Regions from separate parts of the Mus musculus genome. Here region 1 is linked to region 2. The links are chromatin loops, found by intact Hi-C in ENCODE. Cell type or tissue: left cerebral cortex. All regions are shown on one strand. Each heading gives the region's core, and the rest is flanking DNA. Links, peaks and the distances in the headings are about the cores only. Region 1 holds the start of Id4 (inhibitor of DNA binding 4). Region 2 holds the start of 4931429P17Rik (RIKEN cDNA 4931429P17 gene).

Evidence for each region. A loop is a pair of places that touch in the nucleus more often than their neighbours do. Peaks named below come from ENCODE experiments on the same cell type or tissue, not always from the same donor. Only the 100,000 strongest peaks of a DNase experiment are listed, where the experiment ranks them.
Region 1: a loop joins it to region 2, with 3.0 times the contacts of the local background. A loop is called at or near these places in 5 of 42 quality-filtered maps.

What each region holds. Positions count from the first base shown.
Region 1 is chr13:48,255,709-48,267,678 of GRCm38, forward strand. It overlaps Id4 (inhibitor of DNA binding 4), which reads left to right and starts at 5,408. Exons shown (of 3, transcript NM_031166.3): 1 at 5,408-6,230; 2 at 6,577-6,639; 3 at 7,244-10,320. The coding sequence starts at 5,790. The coding sequence ends at 6,621. A330033J07Rik (RIKEN cDNA A330033J07 gene) reads right to left here and starts at 6,915. Exons shown (of 3, transcript NR_102303.1): 1 at 6,212-6,915. In left cerebral cortex, for the core only: a CTCF peak has its summit at 6,351; DNase peaks (open chromatin) are centred at 5,169, 6,086, 6,398, 6,811 and 1 more place; H3K4me3 peaks cover 4,943 bases; H3K27ac peaks cover 2,247 bases.
Region 2 is chr13:48,017,177-48,029,146 of GRCm38, forward strand. 4931429P17Rik (RIKEN cDNA 4931429P17 gene) reads right to left here and starts at 1,432. Exons shown (of 8, transcript NR_038004.1): 1 at 1,256-1,432; 2 at 695-804. It overlaps Gm36101 (a long non-coding RNA gene), which reads left to right and starts at 11,180. Exons shown (of 7, transcript XR_873365.1): 1 at 11,180-11,381; 2 at 11,572-11,802. In left cerebral cortex, for the core only: no CTCF peak of the experiment used is centred there; a DNase peak (open chromatin) is centred at 5,969.

The DNA of each region.
Region 1 (11,970 bases), core at 2,540-10,539, 240 kb after region 2:
CTTCTTCCATGTTCCATGTATTCTCAGCAACCTTGACAACAAAATGGAAAAGTGTTTTCTCTCTGTCAAGGTAAACGTGGGCAGAAGAGCCTCACGCCAACTGGGAAACACTGTTTATTTTCTTCCCTCCTGGTAGTTAAAATGCTTTTCAATATGAGTTTCTCCAGCATGATATTATTCTATATTCTCTTTTGAAAAAGAGGAAAATAGAATTAAAGGCCTTTCATTCTTGGTGATGGCTTCCTAAGCACTAATCACTGGGTCAAGAGAGAAAGCAGCAGACAGACACAGGTCCGGATCCACTGGGATGAGTTAAACTGTAATAATAATAACTCTTGTGTCGAATTTCTCTGCTAAAGGATGATGAAGAGCTAAAGCAAGTATGTGATCTCTTTGGCATCTTCATAACCATTTCCCTAGTACAAGCCCCTTCCAATGGCAGCTTAGACATTCGTGGGTACTGAGTATCCCATGTGTACAAGCATCTGTTATCCCGATTGTTTATTAACTGGCCTTTCCCTCGATTTTCCAGAGAAGTAAATCTTAACTCTGCTCCTGTGATCCTTTTTGTTGTTAGATAGAGAAACTGATCTTACACATATTATATCATGAATTTTTAGTGGAAAAAAAAGGTACCCATTGGAAAATTTTGCTGTGGGAGGCATAAAGGGGGCACTCCATCCTGCCAAGGGATAAGCCTTCTTACCAGGGAGAATCTGTAGAAAGAAAAATAATGGCAAAACACCCTCAGTATGAAATGACAGTACCTCGTGTGTGTGTGTGTGTGTGTGTGTGTGTGTGTGTGTGTGTTTCATGAGAGGCAAATGTTCTACGTATCTCTGAGTTACTTTCAGTCCTTGTATGTTTTTCATATAACGCTTTCGGAAAGAACTTCACAACTGGATTCTAAAAGTCACAAGGAAGTGCGGTGTACCCAGCCGGGACTGCCAAACCCCAAAAGCATGAGAAGATCATATGATCTAATGCTAGCTGCTTCCTGGACTTACCAAAGCTACCCCGATCACGACAATGCAGCTGTGGTATAAAAACAAATAGGTCAGTGGGACAGAGTTTCAAGGCTAGGTGTCACCTTTGGCTGACTTGAAGACGGTGTCAAGGCCAGGAACAAAGGATGATCTCTTCAGCTAGAACAACAGAACCAATGTACATAAAATGTTGACCTCAGTCATTAGCGTGTGCCGCATGCGAAGCAGAATGCTCATAAAACAATGGCCAACCACTTAATTCGTGGACTCCAAGGCAAAGTGAAAATTCATTTACTTTCCCTTGTTCAGATATCGCTAAAACAGTCCAGTGTAGTGGTGCATAGCTGTAATCCCAGCGGGAGACTCAGGAACTCAGGTCTAGCCCCTGCCACACAGTGAGTTTGAGGCCAGCCTCAGCTACATGAGGCATTGTCTCAAAAACAAAAATAAATACATACATACATACATACATACATACACACATACATATATACATACATAACATGGCTAAGAATTTCAAGATGGCGGTAGAAGAGCGCTGTAGCTCTTGGGGGCCTCTCAATTCTACCACCCTCAGTGTGCTCAAAATCTCCGTGCCATGAGAGCAGACCTACCTGAAAATATGGAACACTAAAAGAATAAAAAATAAAAATAAAAAAAAGAGAAAAATCTTTCTTACCTTAGGAAAAAATGCCTTAGATCCCTGATAAAATAAATTGATGAACTTGGCCTTGTTGTTGAAAGACTGATCCCCCAAAAGAGACCTCTATGTGAACAAAACACAACCCAGAGCTTAGGAGACGACATTTGCCAAAACTAATAATGAATTTGAACCTTGCCCACTTGCTAGATTCCAGACAAAGTCCTCAGGTCTTAACACAGTTTTGGAGAAAGACCATAGGACATATGTTTACCAAACTGTATGTATTATAAACACGAGATATGAAAGTTCTACAGGTATTCATTAATCTGAAATTATTAAGCTGAGAAGTATAAATCGAGTGTGGGCTGTCAGGCTTCACTAAATCTTATCTCTCTCACTCCCTTTTTTTCTGGCTTTAATATGAGAAATGCTTTTGAAAATTCACTTACTCCTAATCCTTTAAAAAATTTCCCAAATAAGGCTTTTTTGATGACCACATCTGCCTAGCTATGTTCAATAAACAAGGTCCTCCTTTCTAAGACTGGACACACCAAGAGGTTGTCAGTGTTTCTTAGTGTTTCCTAGGTGTGCATCAGCAAGCCTGGCTCAGGTAAGCTCACAGGAGCCTGGTAAAAGCAGCCTTGAACTTGAACTGAAACTCCTCAGCTCACTCCTTCGAAGTAAGGGACATATCAGCCAGAGAGATCATATAATGTCCCATAACAGTTCCCAGTGCCCTGAAGGTATGTATGTATCTCCTTCTGTGACCGCCTCTAACAACAAGAGGAAACCAGGGCATGGGGACACGTGTGTCTGTGTGTCTGAGCCGATCTGCTGGTCCCTTGCAAGCCTTGGAGAAAGAAGGCTGGTGTCCCCCAGGGTTTACAGGCCACAGAGAACAATAGACTTGGGTGTCCTTCTAAACACAGGAAATCCAGATGTTCAGCAAGGGTCTGATGCACATTTAGAATATTCCTCAAGACAGCGGGGCAGATCCCTTCATCTGGAAGGCAGGTGTAAACACATCCATGATCACCCGCGCTCCCTGATCGTCAATGAAGTGCTTCGTCCTTGATTTCCACTGAGTCTCTAGCACTTTCAGGGCAATGAGTTTGGGCTACCCTATCTCATTTTTAAAAGTATGAGTAAAACACTTTTCTATAAAAGGAAAAGACGCAGGCAAGCTATGGTTCTTCCTTGTAGCAGTGGCAACATCATGGCTTCCAAGGTTAATTCAACTTCTGGCAATTGCTGAACACAAAGAGGTCTGGTTTTATTTTATTTTAATTCAGTTTTGCTGTCATCTAAGTATCTATGTCGAAGAATTAAAAAAAAATGCATGAACTCTAGTGTGCTCTGGTTTCATAGGCCCCAAAGCACAAGATCATATTCCTTAATCCCATTGTTTCCTGTTTTATGTAGCACTTTAATTTTTTATTGTCTTCATGCCTTCTGACCCTCCAAAGGAGGCATATAATAGCTGCCTCTGCCTTCTCTATAGACAGGGTTGGGGGGGGCACATTTTTCCTGGGTATTCTTCATCATCTAGTGAAATAATCTGAACTCCTACTCCATCGTGGTAACCCAATACTGCTACCTTTAAGCTCTGTCATGCCACAAGCCCTGAAACTTTTGACATTTGGCACAGGCAAGGTGTGGATCTCTAAGATAAAGCAAAGAAGGTCTGTTACATATTTATAACTTTAATTGTATTGTGGACAAGCTTAGCCTAGATGAACTTTTGATATATTGTGTGTGCTCTGAACATAGTGAGGGTTTTCCCAAAACATGATAAAACATATGTATGTATGTATGTATGTATGTTTGTACATATGTTTGTATGTTCAGTATCAAATGTGATAACAATGGAAAACAAATATACTAACTTTTGCTCACCAGGACTGCTTCTCCCAACTTTCTATCTAAAATCACGGTATTTACACACACACACACACACACACACACACACACACACACACACTCACACACACCCGGTCTGGGTTTATACTAAGAATGTGTAAGACTTTGGAAGAGAACACTACTTAACATTTTGTCATTTTTCTCAGTAAGTGTGGATGGAGACTGTGCGTGCACAAAAGCAACGGAGAATGTCATTTGTTTCCAATAATTAGGGACAGTGGCCTCTAAGGATTTAGAGGGAGGAAGATGGTTACATCCATCTATGAAACTGGTATTTACTAGTCTGCTCCTCATTTCGTCAGGAAGAAGGAATGCACTCTGGAAACCGTGGTGGCCAAAGAGTCACAATGTACACGCATGGCGAAACAAAACGGCTGCCTTGTATGGGTATCAGAGTTCTGAAAAGCAGAAAAGAGGAGCATGAAGCCCATCCGGGGTGGTCAGAAGATGTGAAGAGCACATCTCTTTCAATTATCAGTGAAAATGAAGGCAGCAGTCCGTGTCATGTATGGGGAAGGAAGAAAATTCTCGGGTTAATTCATCTTCAAGCATGTCTAAAGGTGGGAGGGCTTGCAGGGGGAAAGCACTCGAAATTCATTTCCCATGAGCTGTGAGCTTTATGCTCATTTGCCATCTGAAGAGCTTGGTTGTTTTTTCTTGAAGAGGACACACAAGCAACACTTATTTTGAACCCTTGAAGGACTGTTTTTCTGCTAAAAAGCCACACACACACACACACACACACAACACCCTTAAAGAAACAGGCCTTGTAGCAGGGTGGGGCCTAAGCAGGACCCTGGAGATGTGAATGCTAATATTTCGTAGCTCTACAGGGAAGCCTCTGGACTATTCTTATTTCCTTATTCAAATCGAAGTGCGCTGAAATATATGAAGCTGTGCATTAATGGCTTAAATTAAGTTACAGGTATGAATTTTACATAAATCAGATTAATATTATATGTCATGGTGGAATTTTAAACACTTCGTGTCCGTGCATTTTTTATTTCTGCATGCTCTAATTTAACACCCGCAAAGGATTGCATGTCTTAAGCCCACTTCTGCATCTGGATAGGTCCAAGAAAAACCCACCACGATCTTGGATCTTGTTTTATGTGTATTTACCTTCATCAGAAATCCTGCACTGGATCCGGCTTTCGACATTCTTTTCCTATATTTTTCTTTTACTAAGCTTTAGCCTGCATGTATATGCATACACACATACGGGAAGGCTACCCGTTTTCATTCCATTATAAGGGCTTCGCAATTGTGCAAAGATGAATGGTGATGCCGAAGGAGGATAACATGGACAAATGAACCAACTCGCTTCTTGAAAGCGAGTCCTTCTGAAAGCACTGGAATCTTAGGGACTGAAGGCCTGGGGACTGAACTCCCCCCCTTGAAGAGTGACAGGGGACCCACAAACAAGGCTCAGAGTCCCTCAGCAGCTTAGGCCCATGGAGAACGCATTCCAGCCAGCACATTCCCCTAGTTCTTCGTAGGAACTTCTCTCTCTCTTCCCCTCCCTCGGGCACTCTCCATCCTGGCCCGACTCCCACCCGGCTCTCATTTTCTCAGATTCACCCCTCCCACAGCGTTGACGGAATGGAGTGCCCTTCCCATTGGCCCGAGCGTCATTCCCCGAGGTGGCACTGTCCTCCTGATTGGCTGGTCACTCCCGACCCCCCGCCCATCCCCGCCCTCGGGTTGCCCGGCGCCCCGCCCTCGCCACCTCCCTCCGCGCCGCCGCCCGCGCGCCGAGCTCGCCCGCGTCCGGTTCTTGTGGCGACCCGGCCCGCGCGCTGGCCCCGCCCCCAAGGCGCGCGGCTCTACAAATACTGCTGTGCCGGAGCCGAGCGACGCTGTTGAGCTGGGAGGCGCGGTTGGAAGTCGTTACTTTGAGGGGGGGCAGTCACCGGGCGATCCACCTTAGTCGAAGCTCAGAAGGGAACGGCTCAGGGACCAGGGTGGGCTACTTTTTTTATTTTCCGGGGCTTTTGATTTTTCTTGTCTTTTGCTTCGGGCCGATTGTCGCTCACAAAAAAAGAAAAAAAACAAAAAAACAAAAACCTGAGATACCCTTTCCAAAACCCCGAGCAGCTCTCCGGTCGATTTCTGGAGCTCGGAGCCGCCGGGTGCTGCGAGCGCCGGACGCGCAGGAGAGGGGAGCAAAGCAAATTGCGGGCGGGGACCCGGAGCTCGCTCTACCGCTTGTCGCGGTCCTCTCGCGCAGGAAGCGCGCGATGAAGGCGGTGAGCCCGGTGCGCCCCTCGGGCCGCAAGGCGCCGTCGGGCTGCGGCGGCGGGGAGCTGGCGCTACGCTGCCTGGCGGAGCACGGCCACAGCCTGGGTGGCTCGGCAGCCGCCGCCGCCGCTGCGGCGGCCGCGCGCTGCAAGGCGGCCGAGGCGGCGGCCGATGAGCCGGCGCTGTGCCTGCAGTGCGATATGAACGACTGCTACAGTCGCCTGCGGAGGCTCGTGCCTACCATCCCGCCCAACAAGAAAGTCAGCAAAGTGGAGATCCTGCAGCACGTTATCGACTACATCCTGGACCTGCAGCTGGCGCTGGAGACTCACCCTGCTTTGCTGAGACAGCCGCCACCGCCCGCGCCACCTCTCCACCCGGCCGGGGCTTGTCCGGTCGCGCCGCCGCGGACCCCACTCACCGCGCTCAACACTGACCCGGTGAGAAGCCTTGGCGGGGCACCCTGGGCATCGCGGGAAAGGTGGCGGGGCGGCGAGATACGGGTGGTCTTGCTCCTCTCAGGGAATGACAGCCGCTTCTCCCGTCTCCACCGAGAGCCGCCTGCTGGGCTTGGTGATCCACTGGTCCCTGAGCCGAGGGCGGTTGGGACTTGGAGCCCTGCGTCTCCGGAGTGTCCCTTGCATCACAGGAGGCTTCCCCAGCTTCGGGCTCGGGTGGGGACTCTGCTCGCCTGCCTAGTTTTCCAGGACGTCTCCTGGGTGGTGGCGACACTGTGATATGCGCACTCTAACCGTTTTTCCCCTTGGTGTTGGGTTGCTGTTCCAGGCCGGCGCCGTGAACAAGCAGGGTGACAGCATTCTCTGCCGCTGAGCTGCGATGGATGGCCAGGTGAGCGCTCAGGTCCCCGAATGGTTAGTGGGCTACCATGCTCGCACCTCCCCAGGGGCTGCCGGTGCCAGGCACTGCTGCGATCTTTGTCCCCTAGCATTTCGAAGCGTAAAAGCCCCGGGGACACCCATACCTCTCTGCCACCCAGTTAGCGAGACAGTCCACTTAGCTTTCCAACTCGGGGGGGGGGGATCACTCTCTGCGGAGCCTCATCAGCTGTGGTCCCCGCCGCCCTCGTTCCTCTGCCTGTGACCGACAGGCTCTGCTGGTCTCCTCTACCTCTGAGAGGACACCCTCGTGACCGTAGAAACTATCCCAGTGTCCCAAGATCTCCCAATCCTCCTCCCTCCCCTTCATGCCCAGCTGAGCGGCCTGACATCCACAAAGAGGGATGTGGGCAGAGCGCCCCGAACGTTGTCCATTGGCCTTCCCCAGCCCGCATTTGCCTCCTGGGCACTTGGCTGAGCTTCGGGCTGCGGGTGTTGCCTGACCCGGCGGTTTGTTTTGGGTTGTTGATCATGCATGTCTTGAGTTTGGTCGGTGGCGCCAGTTAGTCTGCAGCGAGAAGGTTCACACACCCCCTCTATTCATTCCTCTTCCACAGGTGTGCGGCCGCCTGAGCACCAGCGAGCCAGGAGCCCTAGGAAGGGAGGGCCAGAGCAGAAATTAAGAGAAACAAGCCACCGGAGGAAAGGGGGGGAAATCTTCAGCAAATCTAGAAACGTCGTCTCGTCTTGTCATTCCAAGAGAGAGAGAGAGAGAGAGAGAGAAGGGGAAAAATAAAACTTAAATTCACTTTTACTTTTTTTGCACGTTCACGAGCATTCACCGTACGTATTCTCTTTCGTTTCTTCTTTTATGACCGCTGTGAATTGTACGTTTCTGTGGTTATTTTTATCACCCTTTTGAAGGTGCAGTTAAACTTCGAAGCTTAAGTGTTGTCGACCAGACTGCTAAGTAGAAGAGCAATCGTGAATCCAACCTTAGAGGCTACATTGTGACAAGGGAACTGTTTTTGTTTTTGAAGCTTTACTAATATACCAGAGCACTGTAGATATGTTGTTTTACATCTATTGTTTAAAATAGATGATTATAACAGGGCGGGGAACTTTTTCTCTGCAAGAATGTTACATATTGTATAGATAAGTGAGTGACATTTCATACCCTGTATATATAGAGATGTTCTATAAGTGTGAGAAAGTATATGCGCTTTAATAGACTACTGTAATTATAAGATATTTTTAATTAAATATTTTTTGTAAATATTATGTGTCTGTTTTTTTAAAATCGATGGGAATATTTCTTTTGGAAAATTATTTTTCAGCTCCCTTGCAGAGCTTTTGCTATCTGGATGTTTTCTGTTTGGCCAGGCTGTTGATTTGGTTTTTTTGTTTTGTTTTGCCCAGTATCCAGTTTCTGAGGCTCAGAGGTAACAGCTCTCTGGTACTGGTCTTGCATGATTGCATGAGGTGTTCAATCACAAAATAAACCAGTTACGAGTCCTTTCAAATGTGCTTTCTTTAACCTAGATGGAAACCTTTGTATTTGACGTGTACATGGTAAAAACCTACCTTCTCGGGTTTTAAGTACAGGGTTTTATAGTGTAATATATAAAGAATTAAGTGTGTGGGGTTTTTATTATTATTATTCTTTTTGAACTGAGGTCAAAAATAGATTCTGAGTGAATTCGCATATAGGATGGAGAAATGCTTGGACCTTTAAGAAGTCTACAGAACTGCTGTCTTTTCAAAGTGAAAATGCTCGCCCTTCATTTTACACTAAAGCATAATGTCATGAAGTTTCATATCTGTACAGATTATTTAAATCATAGAAATGAAAAATGTTCTCTGCTTGCTACCAAAGGACAAACTCTTGGAAACGGACATTTTCTGCCCTCTTCCCTCCAAAGAATATTAATAGGCATCAGTAGGAGAAAAAAAAAAGAAAAAAAAAACATACTGGAAAATCCTTCAAGCAGGGATAAAAGTCGATCTTCAAATATTAACTTAAGTAGACCAAAAATTCTGATGACCACATCTAGATTATTTTTCTATAAAAAAATGATTTTCACTATAGCGATGTCAGTCACCACTAAGCTACTGTCCAATTCCATGTGATGTGTAACTTTTACATGTGAAAATTAAAAGTAGATTTATCTGTCTTGTACTGTGACTTCTGATGTGATTTCTTAACGCTATAGGATTGACTAAGGACCCTTCTTCCCTTCCGGGAAAAATCATATATTCTAGGTGAGCTGAGAACTCCAGGGTTTATGAACATCACACATTTAATGTAATGGGTATTTTACATACCAGTTAGATGGAATTTTTAAGAGTGGGAGAATTAAGTGGGATTTAATTGGGTGCTTTGTAAATAGTGAACTGTGTGTAAACGTGCTCTGTTTGATTTTTAAAAGGAAAAGGATTTGTTTCAGATTATACAAGAATAAAAGTATTATAGACCCAAGGGACTTTTTATGAAGTCAAAGTCAAATATTTATGGGGATCTGAAATGTCACAGTTCCTAGCTGTCAGCTAGGGGGGATAACTCAACGAAAAGGGTCAAAATGAGTGCGAGGTTAAAAATTCATGGAGGGTTTCTATAAAACCTGTGCGATTCTGTCCACCTCCCACCCCAGGGCTTGCCCCTCATCTCCTTCCCTGGTCTCCAGTCTATTTAGAATTTGGTGTTGAACCTTATAAAGTCAAAGGGCCGCTTTTGGATGAGGTTTGTGCTTGGTTGTTTTATATTGCTCATACTACTCGTGCATCAGGAAGAAAGCACTAGATCACTGATGGAATTCCGGATCTCAAGGATTCTAAGGACTGCATTCTTTGTTATTAAAAAGGGCACTTTTTGCCTTTTGGCAGTTTAATTTCAGAGGGATTGTGTCACGTGTGTGCCCTTCCCTGGGACTATGCGCTTGGCATGCCTGACTGCTGAACCCTACCTAAGCTGTTAGGCAGAGTTTAAAACGGCATTGCTAGACTCTGAATCTTTTTAAAAAGTTTGGATGTTTCTGCTGTTAGAGATATTGGCATATAAATTTATATCTGAGCATACAAAAACCACTGAAAGAAATGTGGAGATCCTGTTGTTTGAGAGTTGATACTTTTTCCTTGGCCCTCTGAAGCAGCAGTTGACATCTCTAAAGAAATACAACCACTGCTGATTAAATGACAAGACAACAAGTATCCTATGTAGTTGTAGAAGATGCTACTTTCTATGAGGATATTGCCTGTGTCCTAACCAGGCAACCAGATAATAAAAACATGTTAAGTCTTTTATCCAGATTGTTATACTTATGCAAATATTTAGCTTAACAAAAGAAAATATCCTGACCTGGTTTTGGTAATTTGTAGTTTCATTGTATAGGCAAAACCAAAGAATAAGGTTCATTTAAAACCTTGGAAGGAAAAGAAATACACCCCCCCCCCACCCCCACACACACAATGGATGTTATTTCTAAAGTTGTTACAAAATCCTGGCATCTCAGACATCTTAGGATAAAACAGTATATACCCTTTGGTTTGAAAGAACTGACTTTGGTATTGTACAATTCCTACTCAAGTTCGTTGTCAACTTTAACGGCATTTTTAAAACTTTAAAAAAACTTAATTCATCCTTCCCTAACTGTTGTATTAGATGCCTCCTGTACTAATAAATCAATCTTCACTGAGATCTGAAGTTTGTGGTTTTTAATTGACTTGCACCGAGTCATGCAATTTTTTCATGATCAGGAACAGGCCTCTTGATGGATCACCTCCATTATTTACCATGTTCCTTACCAAGGAGTGAAAAGTGTGGCTTTAAAGGGGTGATGCGAATGGGAAGAAAATCTAGTCTGAATCGGGTAGCTTCCCTACTAGATCTCTGATTCTGTTATGACAGGAATCAAGAGATCCTAAAACCCAAAGATGGTGGTACCCAAAGACTAGATTCAGAAAGGAAGGAAAGAAAGAAAAAGGAAAGAGAAAGACAGAAAGGAAAAATGAAGGAAGAAAGAGAGGTACATAATGGTCACAGGAGGAAATTATTTCACAGTAGTGCAGAGTGGAATCAACTGCCTTTTCCTATCTAGTTGGCACATATTAATTATATACATGTTAATCAGCCCACATAGCCTTTGGGTCTCCACGGGGCCAAGCCCCTACCCTCCAGGCTTATGAGGAAGCAAAGCCTTCCCATTGCTACTGTGTTAAGTCCAGGAAATTAATTTTCAGCTTCTGAGTGAATCTTAATAGGGCTGTCCTCAGTAGGCTTCAGACCCACATGGCTTCTATCATTACAAGCCATGATATTCCGCTAAAGTATCTGTTTTATTAATTAGAACCACTGCCCCCTAGACTGTAAAACTGATTTTACGTCCAGCTGTACCTGAAACAAGATTTCGTGCATATATGTTAAGTGACAGAGATGCTATTTACAAGTGAGAACCAATTTATTGAGGGGTGACAATCTCGGGTCTCATAGGCTTCACTCGGGACCACTCAAAAATCTTGAGAGGGAATTTTTCCTAGTGTGTTTGTGATCATATTTGCATCTTATCCCTGTTCTTTCAAAATAAATAACTCTGTTAAGTACTAAAGCTTGGGTCTGGACTAAGCACCTTACCCGTGGCCTTCTGTACACACCAAAGCGGAGTAAATCAGATCAGGAGCTCGCTCTCTCGGGCTGCTCTAACCAGGCACTTCATACTTAAGCACAAGGCAGGATTAAAAACAACCACTACCACCCCCCCCAAAAAAAAAAAAACAGGTAAATGAATTATGTTTAGGAAATCCTGGGATGCTGTTTGAAACTTGCAAGTAATCTCGAGAAAGATAAAGGGTAGGAAGATACTCTGGTTTGTATGTCAGAGAAAGTCCGGGAAACAGCAAACTCAAGGGACTTGAAGTAAGGATGTGACTTCAGCAGCCAGATCGGCTGCTGTAGACTCAGGCTCAACGTCAAGGCTAGCTGCATTTAAAACAGAGGAGACTCCCTAAGGTTGAAGAATACCTGTGTTTTTTCTTCTTATAGCCCACGGTAGCTTGGAAAGTGTTTGGTGGGATGAACAATGTCTTGTTCTGACAACTTCTCCCCCAGAGAACGACTCAGTTAATCCTTTTTCCTTCCACCTGTCCCTCAAGCCACTGTATCAGCTCTCCTCTGGCCTGGCCCGCCCCTGAGAAGCAATAGATTTGAAATGGTCTTCCCCAGACTTGTTGTTCTTCTGGATTCCTTGAAGGGTGGAACTTCTCTACGGGTCAGGAATCTGAGAAAAGCCACTGGATTATGCCACTTGACTCCATCATAAAAATGTCCCCTGAAGCAGATATTCCCCAGGGC
Region 2 (11,970 bases), core at 1,628-9,627:
TAGAGACAGGAGAATTTTTTGACGCGTGTGTATTGGCTCACCTGGTGTACACAGCACCAAAAAAAAAAAAAAAAAAAAAAAAAAAAAAAAAAAAAAAAAGACAACCCTGTCTCCAACAGGGTGGAAGGTAAGAACTAACACACAAGATTGACATGTTCACACCCACACATGCACACCCACAAAGATCAAGAGAGAAAATCAAATATAACTTTGCAAGGTCAGGCTATCAATATATGTGTATATCATTGTAAATATGAACAATGTTAATAAGCATAAATGTGCAGATGTAAATATAAACAATATAAGTATGAACAGGAACACAAACGTATAGGAATACAAATGCAATCATAAATAGTGAGTTCCTAGCTGTGCAGAACAGATTTCACTCCCCGTTCTACACCTATAGGGTAGCCCGCAGGTGATCAGAGAAGCTCCTCACAGCACAGGCAGCTAAGGCAGACCTGCCTGGCACTCAGGGCCAAACCCAGCATGCTTCTACTTGCCACGGGGATGAGCATTGGCTGCCCTGCCGGGTGCCCTGAAACTAACTCCCTCTGCTTTGCTTTGCCATGGCCCCAGGCTGTGCCCACACCTCTCGGAGCCCAGCTGCAGGCCTTCTGAAAGCACCCAGAGGCCCTTAGTGTTACCTGGCAACGGGCGCACCTGTGAGCTAGGTCAGCCAGGCGATGCTAACCTGTGTGTTGGGGCTTGTGGTTCCCAGGTGCCCTCCCAGGCTCGCTCATTACTGCTCACTCTTTTGGCCCAGAGAGGAGAACAGAGGTGATTGTTTTCTCTCCATGTTTCCTAGAAACAACAGACGCACTGATTAGTTATCCACTGAGAGTCCCCAAAGGCCAAGGTGCACAGAGTAGCATTAACCTGTGCGTGCACCGCTTAAGGAAATACTTTAAGTTTGCTTTGAAGAGGCCTCTGATAGCACCCAGACACAGAACTTACGGAACCCAAATAGCTCTAAATAGTTCAGAGGGAACAATAACAGATTAGTTTAAGGAGAAATAAAATGCGGGCTGGAGAGATGGCTCCGCAGTTAAGCTTGTATACTGCTCTTGCAGAGGACCCAAGTTTAGGGTCTGCTACCTCTGCTGAGAGGCTCACAATCCCCTCTTACTCCGGTACCAGAGAATCCTATGCCCTCTGCTAGCTTACGTACATGTATATGCGCACGTATGTGCACACACACACACCTTAAGAAAATACAGTCTTTTAAAAGTGGAAAAATATACAATAAACATACTTCATTCTCTCTCCAACCCCAACCTCTGTTCTTCCCCCGTTCCTCGTCCCCATCCGTGCTTTCTAGAATCCCAGAAGCGCGGCCAGATGACCTTGGGTCTGGGGTCTGAGCGAATCATTGATTAGCACTGGGTTTTGATGGCCTGCAGCCCTCTATGTAATCAGAATCCATGTTTCTAGCTGCCAGCCCACCTGTGACATCACTTCCTGCCTGCAGCCCTTCCTCCTCTCAGACACCATCTTATGGAAGCAGATGAACTCTGGGAACCCTGCAGGAAAAGACTGCCGCCGGTATCTGAGCTAGGAGAGACCAGCTGGAGAGCTGGCTAGGCAGTTAAGAGCTCTCTGCTCATGCAGGGAACCTGGGTTTGGTTCCCAGTGCCTATAGCAGGAGACTGATAATCGCTTGGAATTCAGATCCCAGGGCATCTGAGGCCACTTCTGACCTCTGAGAGTCCCTGCACACAAGCAATGCAAATGCAGACAAGTAAGCTCGTGCACAAACATGTACATAAACATAAATCAACTTTGTGTAAAAAGATCCAAACACTAGTAGCTTCTATTCTGGTCACGTGAATTTCTTATATTTGGGGCCCTTGGTCAAGCCTTTGGTTGTGACACTTTGCCCCCAGGCGGGTCTGCTCTGCAGTAACTTTATTCTTACCTTCAGGTTGAGCCTTCCAGGGCTCTCAGCTGTGAGAACTACCCCTTAGCTACACCCAGAGCTTAGTAACCAGGGTTCAAGGTGACAGAAAGTCCTCCAACTTTTCTTACGTTCCTTCTAACAAACTCTGATGGGTCCTTCTAGTTGAGAAATCTGGTAGGTTGCTACTGCTGATTTCTCTAGCGTGTTACTTTCATTTTTAAACTTAAGCACGGAATGCCAAGCAAGCTGTTTTTTAAGCCATCAAAATCTTTTCCTTTAGGGGTCTTTTATAATTTGTTTTTGTTTCCCAACACAGATTTATAAACCCGTTTCTCTCTCACAAATCTCACTTACGGGGGTGTTGGAGGGCGGGGATTTCCAGCTCTCAATCTTTTTTTTTTTTTTTCCTTTTGCTGGTAGGGTTGATTAGATTTTGTCTTTCCTTGTTTGAATAAGAAACATTTACATCTTTTACTTGATCTATCCATGGAGGTGTTAGCGGTGCCCAGAGTGAATGTGTGGCACAGCAAATTTCCTGCTGGAGTCGGGAAGAGTTAGCACAAGACTAGGGGGAAACAAAATACAAACAGTGGAAAGCGATTACCACTCCCAACGAGTTCTAAGGCAGCTCAGTGTGAAACCAACCAGAAAATGATCAGCCTACAACCATAACTAGAAGGCACTAAAAAAGACAAAAGCTATCCAGCATCGTGAAAAAAAAAATCCATAAATAAAATGCACCCCAAAAGCATTTGCTGGTAAAAGTATTTAGTGGAGCAATAAAAGAGAGTATTTGGTGTCTTTAGATTAAGTGGGTTTTTTTTTTTATGGAATCTGTACAATTAAACACTATATAAGAGCTGGAGTCTGTGTCTACACCTAATTGAACACAGAATCAGAGAGATGCAGACTCTAAAGGGGCCGTGTACCTTCACTTTATAGACTCAAGGTTAGTTGAGCCATCTTGTTAAGTAAAAGATAGGTTTACTAAAAGCAAGATCATGGAGGGTTTTTTTTTTAACATATATACACACACTCATAGAAAGAGACAGATACATAGCATGAAAAGAATTTTTCTTTCTTAATCCCACTTTGAAATATAAGCAACATAGGGTTCGAAAGGAAATGGCCTTATTCCAAAAGGTAATTTGATCAGACCATTGGGTTTATTTTTGTTAATCAATGTATTGTCTTATTGAGACTCTCAGTCCATCAGTAGAAACCATGGCATTAATAATGTGCCTAGTGATAAGAGTCCAGTTCCTTACACATATTTCCATTTGGGGGGGATCATATTCTTAAAGTAAATGGGAAGCCCCTTCATCCCTCATATCCATTCACTGGGGTATCCTACTGGGCAGAGAGGCTAACAATGAAGGTACCAACATAGAGGTTAACATAACCTTTGCCTTCACCCCAGTGTCATGAGCAGAGGACTTCCTAGTGCACTGTCAATAAAACCCTATGCCTTTGGATGTTCAAGTTCTCAGGGAACTGTAAAAAAGGAGGTACGACTGTGGTTAGACTATAGTCAGTTTCCAGCAATTGCCCTAACATGGGCCCCTAAGTGATCCATTCCCTTGGGCTTCTATGTGCTTCAACTAAGAGCTTGCAAACTTGTACCAAGCAGTTTGCTGATAGGTTCCTACCTGCACATACCCTACTGGACCTTACAAGTCTTTCTTGCAATGAGAACTATCTGGGGAATGCATCCTTTGGTTACACTGAAGATTAAATCTGAGCATAATACTTTATACTTTACAAAGAACTGTGCAATTATCCTCTGTAACCTCACAATGGTCCTTTGAGAAAGGCATTGCTGCTAATGTTTACAGGCCAGAAAAGGGTCAAGAGAAGTCCTATGACAATCAGGAGACACAAGGTTATAAAGGCTGGATTTCATTTCAAGTCTTCTGTTTCCAAATCTAGGGCTCTTTCCCCTTTATTGTACGTAGTTTGTTTCTCAGAAAAGGTACAAAGTTTTGAAGCACCTGCAAGAAGGAAGTTATTTGACTGTATCTGTGATTAGCCATGGGGAAGTGGAAAGTACAGGTCTAAGGTGTATCATTGTTTCAATGCATGTTGTGTAGCAATTTCTTCTGAGTTGTAACATTCCAGCCTGGATGGAAGCTCACTAAGACTGAGAAGTAAACAACTCAAAAGTCTCAGGAAGTGCCTGAAACTTCCAAGATACTCAACAGTCCCCTTTCCCCAAGGTTACACAAGCAGTAAGGGCTTCCAGAGAGGAGACTCTGACCTGTTGGATTGCATGCAAGAAACATAACTAACCTAAAGGAAAATGGTTTCGAATCTACCCAAATTTGTCCTTCACTATGAGACACAAAACATTCGGGGTTGAAGTAGAATTTGGCAAGGGAAGAGGAGAAGTTTAAGATGGTATCTGAACTGCTGACAATTATTTCTGAGTTGGAAGACCTGGAGACATGGCTGAGACTCAAGTGAGAGTTTCAAGGGAAGCTGATTGATATTAATCAAGAAGAAGAACACGAATGGAGGTGGGCTATGACGACAACATCAGGAAAACAACTGGGGAGGGAATGTCAGAAAGGTGGAAAACATGGTTTCAGTCGTAAAATGGGAAAAATCTGTAAGGATGCCAAGTTACTAGGCTACTGTAACACACTGGAAACATGAGCCAAACCCAAGCCACCCAACCTTCCTTCCTTCCTTCCTCCCTTCCTTCCTTCCTTCCTTCCTTCCTTCCTTCCTTCTTTCTTTCCTTCCTTCCTTCCTTCTTTCCTTCCTTCCTTCCTTCCCTCCTTCCTTCCTTCCTTCCTACTTTCCTCTTCCTTACTTTCCTTCCTTCTTTTCTTCCTTCTTTCTTTCCTTCCTTCTCTCCTCCCTTTCCTCTTTCCTTCCTCCTTCCTAAGCTTCTTTGTCAGGTAGTTTGTCATAGCAATGACAAAAGGAATATGTATACCTCCATAACAACTCTGGGTTGACTTATGAACTCCACTGTAGTCTTTAAACTCATAGTGTACAGCTTAGTAATATGCATAAATTGTAGTGGTTTGAATATGCTTGGCCCAGGAAGTGGCACTATTAGGAGGTGTGGCCTCGTTAGAGTAGGAGTGGCATTGTTGGGGGAAGTATGTCACTGTAGAAGTGGGCTTAGATACCCTTCTCTTAGCTGACTGGAAGACAGTAGTCTTCCCCTGTTTGTCTTTGGAACAAGATGTGGAATTCTCAGCTCCAACAGGGCCATGACTGCCTGGATGCTGCAGTGCTTCCTGCCTTGAACTGAACCTCTGAACCTGTAAGCTAACCCCAGTTAAATGTTGTCCTTTATAAGAGTTGCCTTGGTCATGGTGTCGGTTCACAGCAATGGAAACCGTAACTAAGATATAAATATAGACTTTTTATAAATGTATATGCTTGTGTTGATTTCTCTCTTTATATCACAAACTTTAAAGAGAGAGAATGTGTACCAATTCATTCTTCACTCTTTACAAGACAACACAAGTCCTGGTATGTGCTTGTTGATAAGTGTGTATTTTGCTTGGAGACACAATGCTTATCAAGGTACAGACTCCATGGGACACAGGTGACAGGACAGGGACTTTTCACTCCCTGTTCTAATCCCCACAGAAGAATGGCTGAGGACGAACAATTCAGGAAGGGTTTGAGTCTGTGTGTGGAGTGATGGAGAAATCTTACTTTGTATTTGTTTTGCTTTGGTCTTGTTTCAGGGTTTTAACGAGTTGTGGTTTTAGGAGCTCTCGAAGCTACATGTTCACATGTTTAACTGGGTACATGGGCCATTTGGCTGTCACCCTTCGTGCTTAAAGTGCAAATCATGCTGGAAGTCACTCTCATGAAATCTGAAATATGGCGACTTACAGATGCATAATTTTTCAGAACTGTGCTTGAGAGAGAGAAAGAAGGGAGAAAGAGAATGGGAGACACACACACACACACACACACACAGAGAGAGAGAGAGAGAGAGAGAGAGAGAGAGAGAGAGAGGACTGATATTTTTGCTAAAGAAGGGAAATGAAGGAGAAATCTGTTCTAGTTTTGGGAGCTAGGAAGAGCGTGGGCATGCACATCTGTTCACATGGCAAAGAGCAGCATCAGTGAAGGGCTAGGCAGCATGCAGATGCTAGAGAAGGGGGTTCTCAGAGGGAGGGTTGGGCTTTTGTTTTGTTTTGTTTTGTTCTTGTTTTTGTTTTTTCTGTTTTGTTGTGTCGTGTCTCTGCTTGGCAGCATTCAGCCAGCCTTTGTTGCCAGTGGCTTCTCTGTGGCTTCTCCTTTCTCTGAGAATTGGTGCCTGTTTAACTACTCGAGATTTTGGCTGCTGGGTGTAGCTTTACCCACACAAGAGACCTTCATTCAGAGTTCAGCCCTCAGACCAATTAGAACTTGCAGATACAGAAAGTGCACAAACACAGGGAAGAGCTCCAGTGTGCACTCGGTGTGGGGGATCTGCGAGCCACGGAGTTGCAGTCATTGACAAGAACTATTATTTCCCTGTTTTAGCTGTGTATTCAGGTGGCACCTTCTTAACGGGGATGGGGGCGTGGTATCTTCAAACTTCTCTGTTTCAGAAGCATCTCCCCAGTGCCCTGGAAGAACACTTGCTGACGATAGGTTCAAAATATGCCCCTGATATAGACTAATTTTTTTCTCTCATTGTCATACTTGCCTTAATGAAAATTATGGGTTTGGTTAATGGGCTGGAAGCTGTGATCCATTCTAGTTTTCTTATCACTGGTTCTTTGGATGCGCAATGCTTCCCACGGCATCTGAATACATGAGAAATGGTATCTACTGGGGTGGGGGGAGGATTTTAAAATACTGAGAGAAATAAAAGGGACATGGGTCTTCCCGTAGCCCTGGCATTTAGAAGCAGCCAATTATCTTAAAAGAACTCACATGCACAGGAGCACGCTTCACCTTCGTATATAGTTGCTTAGTCAATGGACTTATTTTATATAGCAGGCTCCATGTTTGGCATTAGGAAAAGAGTCTAAGTGGTTTTACCTCTCTCGTAAAGTCGACACATGGTAGTAAGAGGCCATCATGCTTTATTTAAGGGATGCTCTGCAGGGAAAGGCAGCAGGTATGGAGAGGGACAGCAGCTGCCACCCTGATTATCCGTTCTACCTAGCGTAGTCTCCAGGTAAGGCTGATCAAGTATAGTCAGAAGCCTCCTATGCTCCCTGAGTTACTGAAAATGTGTGACACATACATCTGATGAAACTAACCACAATCTCAGGATCTACGGGTGCCACAAAAAACACCTGCAACCGGCTGGGCAGCTGACTCCACAGTCTCCGGGAGCCCAAGTTTAGAGCCAGACCTGTGTGGTTTATTCCCCAAGCTGCTCTTAAAGGTGAAGTCACTCTTAAAGGTGAGGTTGCTCTTAGAGGTGAGGTCACACACCTTTGGCTAAGCAGCTTGAGGAGGAGGGTGGAATATTTAGATACAAGGAGTAAAATTCAAATGAGTTCAGCGTGAGTTCTACCTTGGCTTATCTAAATAATAGAGACAAGCTATGTGTGGATGTCCACCCTTTCATGCGCGTGCACAAACCCATACAGGTTGGTGAATACTGCCTGCCCTTAGGGTGTTCATGTAAAATAACAGCCTGCCACTAGAAGGCCATTACACAGCCTCCTTGACAAACAGCTGGTAGTTTCAGTTGCTGCTGTTGTTCAACAGTTGAGGCAAAATATAAGTGAATTTACTAAAAGAAGTGGGGAAGTTTTCCCAACTTGTTCAGATGTATTCTCTGAGCACCAAACACAAGGAAATATTGCAGACACAGAAGTGTGACAGAATACAGAGCAAGAAACAGATTGAGGGCCAGGATGCTTCCAGATGTCTGGGTCAGCCATTTCTGAGAGCCGAGCAGCGGGGCAAGAAGGGTGTGAGGGAAACTAACTGGTCCCTTCCTCATGGGACCACAACATTCTTATAAAAACATTGGGTGAAAATTAAGTTATGATGGTGGGGGTTTCGGTTCTTAAATGTGACAGAAACACACATTGATGTTTTATACAAACTGATGGATGTAGGGTGTTTTTTTTAACATCACTGCTATTATCAAAGTAGACATGATAAGGATGAGAAAATGGCTCAGCCGAATGTCTGTTCAATGTAGGCTCTGATCCCAGCACCCATATGAAAAGCTAAGCATGGTGGTGCATGTCTACAACCATATTGTAGGGGAGGCATGTGGATCCTTGGAGCTCACTGGCAAGACAGTCTAACCAATTGGTGAGCAAGCTCTGGGTTCAGTAAGAGACCTTGCTTACTTCAAAGTAGAAAGCAATGGACAAAGACACTTGAAGTCAACCTCCAGCCTCCACATTCATACAATACACATGTACCCAAGGCGCGTGTGCGCATGTGTGTGTGTATACACAAATAATAAATAAATATACATATATATCATATACAAATAAATAAAATGTATATGTAGGCTTAATTTTGAAATAAATATGTGCTGCTCAATCATGCATACATATAGGTCAAGTCGCAGAAGTGCTCTTTCTCAGTCTCTTCTCTCCCCATCCATCCATCCATCACCCCCTCCCTTCTTTTTCTTCCCGTCTCCAATATTTATTTTATAACTGATCCTTAATAAAGGAAAATTTGAATCCAAATGGTAGTGGGGTATAAACATGATCATAAAACTTAATGGTAAGATGATATGTCCATAGAGGAGGCTATTGTTTACAGGAACGATGACTGCATTCATGTCTCTGCCCAAAGGGAAGACAAGCTCAGGCCAGTTTCTCTGAGGAAGTTATACTCAGTGCTTTGGGTGCCTGGTATGTAGCTGATAGGACACACAGCATTCAAGCACTAGAGGGCTGGAGCCCAGAGGCCTTGCGTTGACTCTGAAGCAGTTTCTGTAATGAGAATTTGCTCCTGAAAGGACTTTATCAGATGTTCCTGAAGGTGATGAACGTCATCTGTATTGTGTCCTCATCTCTTCACTGTGGCTGAATATCTGACTTATGGAGGAAAGTTAACTCTGACTCAGGGTTGTAGGACATAGCCCATCATGTCAGGGAAGGCGTGTAGAAGACATTCTTATCTGGTGATGGGAAAGTGAGGCCCCTTGGTCCCATCTAGGTAGGTTAGGAAGCAGAGATGGGATGGGAAGAAGCTATATAATGCAAGTCCCGTCCTCACCAAGATACCTCCTCCAGATGGACCAATTCCTCAATGTTCTGCCATGTCCTAAAATAGTACCATGAGCTGGGGATCGTGTGTGCAAAGGCAGGAACCTCTAGGGTGTATCACACACTCAAATTGTAACACCATGTTTTCAATGTTATGGACAATAGATTTTTAGTAGATGCAAAAACTATGCGTGTGTCTGTGTATGCGTGTGTGTGTGTATGTGTGTGTGTGTGTGTGTTGAGAGATGGCTTGACACAAAGGTGTCACCATCTGAGTACTGGCTTACACAAAATGAGTGGTACAAGACATTCTGTATAGAGTCACTGGCACTGCCCCAGGGCTTCAATGCTCTCATTATTGCTAATCTTTACTCTGTGGTGAACAGAAAGGTGGGTAGAAGGGAAAGAGAAGGGGAGGAAAGGAGGGAGGAAGGGAGGGAGAGAGGAGAGAAAGAGGTGTGGGGGGGGGGAGAAAACGGAAGAGGAGACCCAACAAGTCTTTGTCTCTTTGGGTTTACCCATGAAACTCTATCTGACCAGCAGAACAGGATGTTCTAAGAATGCTGTGGTCACAGTCTTGAAGAGAGGCTCAAGGGACTGAGCCTTTTCTCTTCTGCTCTGTCTTTGCTAAGACAAGTGCTTGCCCAAGCTAGCAACTCACCTCATCTGTATCGGCTTACATGACCTCAACCAAACAATGTTCAGGCTGTCCTGAACTCCTGTGGTTATTTGTACTATATCAATAGCTGACTCATATTTACAGATATAAAATCTCAGAAAAGTCTATAGATCATAGAAATGGCATTTGACTAAAGCTGGGCTATCAGCTCCTTGAAATAACTAAGAAATGTCTTCCTGGTGGTAACCTTCTCTACCCAGAGATCAAGTATCAGCGCAGTGCTTGCTCACAAACGCCATTGACTTTGGTCTTCATTAAACGGAAATTGATTTCTCAGAAGAAAACAAAACAAAACAAAACACTTTCTTAATAATTAAATCACACAAAAAATATATCTAGGACTAAACTTACTAAACTTTTAGCTGAATTAAATTCTAATTAAGTAAAAATGTCTATTTATTAAGTTGTAAGTTGGTGACAATCAAGGTATTCCCAGAGTACCTTTGACAGATGGATTTGTATTCATTCCCAAAATATAAAGGATATTTGGTAAGGTTCTTACTATAGCCAGACTGTTGGGGCTTGATTCTCAATTCTAAGGTGTATCAGCTATAAGGCTTTTTAATAATTGTTCAGCCCTAGTTGCTTATGAAATTATAAAGCAATGTCTACATATTACAGGTTAATTAGGACCTCTACCACCTCCACCATCAACACAACCTTTATCTTCATCAAAAGGTGGGGTGGGGGGAGGGAGATACAATCCAGGTACTGACTGAAGAGAATTCAGCCGAAGTGACTGGAATGAATCGGATCAGGCAAGGACACAGAGCCGCCAGTGGTTTCCTTCGGAACATCTGTCCTTGCATCCCCTCTTCGATATCAAAGTTGAATAAAAACTGATATAAAAACACCAGTCAAGTAGTGCTGACCTTTCTCACTGGGGTAGGTCACAGCCAAGGTGTATCTTCCAGCCTCTCCTGTCCCTAGCTTGCTCAGGAATGCAGCAGAGACAGGAGGACAGACAGACTCTAGGCTGTGTCTGAAGCACTCGCCCTCAGCCCTCGCTACAGACGCTCCTACATGCTTTCCTTTGCTTTCCTTGCTGCCTACGCTCCTGGCCATCTGTTACCATGGCCTTGTGCCAGCTTGTAGGAGAGTCGACTGGCTTTGCCAAAACCCAGGGGCCAAGAAAAGGCTTTAGACAAGAAGCCCTTACAAAACTCATACAGATGCCCAAAGACAGCTCTGGATTGCTTTCATCTTCACACAGCAATGCTGAGAGTGATTTTTTTTTTCCCTTCCTTGCTGCATGTCATTTTGATTCACCTGTTGATTTAGTTAGTTGGGTCTCTAATCTAAATCCCGAAGTCAGGAGAAAGAAAAAAAAAAAAAAAAAAAGAACCTATGAACCATGTGTAGACACCTGTAGCTGCCAAACAGACAGGTGGTGTTATTGCCTGCTTCTTGGCAGCCATGCTGGGAAACTGGGCTCTCCATCAATCCACTGCTAGTGAGGCCCTCTCCTTCCCACAGTTCCCCTTTTAACAAGGTGAGTGCCCCCCTTCTTTCCCCAGTCCTTATCCTACTGTAAGACTTACAGAAACTTCCCTTGTTTGGTCCTGTCCACGCTAATTAAAATGGGAAATGTTAAAATCCATCCAAGTAAGAGATAAGACACACACAAAGAAGGATTCCAAATGAGGTAAGTGCTTTGACGAACTATTTTTTTTTTTTTTATCTAAAACTGGAATAGCAGGACAGTGGATGTTGTATAACTTTGCAGCGTGCAGATCCAGTGGCCTAAAAGCCCACTGGAAGGTATTAGGTCAAAAACCTTCACCCAAACGACTGAGAGGATTTTCCGTTTATATTCCCTTTGATTGGCTTTAAAGTAGTAAAATGAACTCAGATATCGAGAATGTGTGGGGAAAACTGAGTGCTGGACACACACGTGGGAGAATTCCAGTGAGGGACAGACACAAGCGTGCCACCAAGAGAACCTGGGCATCAGAGATCAGACAGGCCCTGACTGTGAGAAGTTTGGCTTTTCAGAAATGTCCACTGTCCACTCGTCAAACAACCACAAGCCACTCATGTACCCGATGCCAGGCGCCCGGTGAAAGGTCAGTGACTGAAACACAAATCAGCCAGCGGGTCTTCATCAGGAACTCAGTATCTGCCCACTAGGGGACATGTGACCTCATACACTTAAGCAAAGTAGGTAGACCAGAGATGTACGCCAGCATCATGAGGGATTGCCAGGTGACAGACATGTGCCCAATACTTCTAAG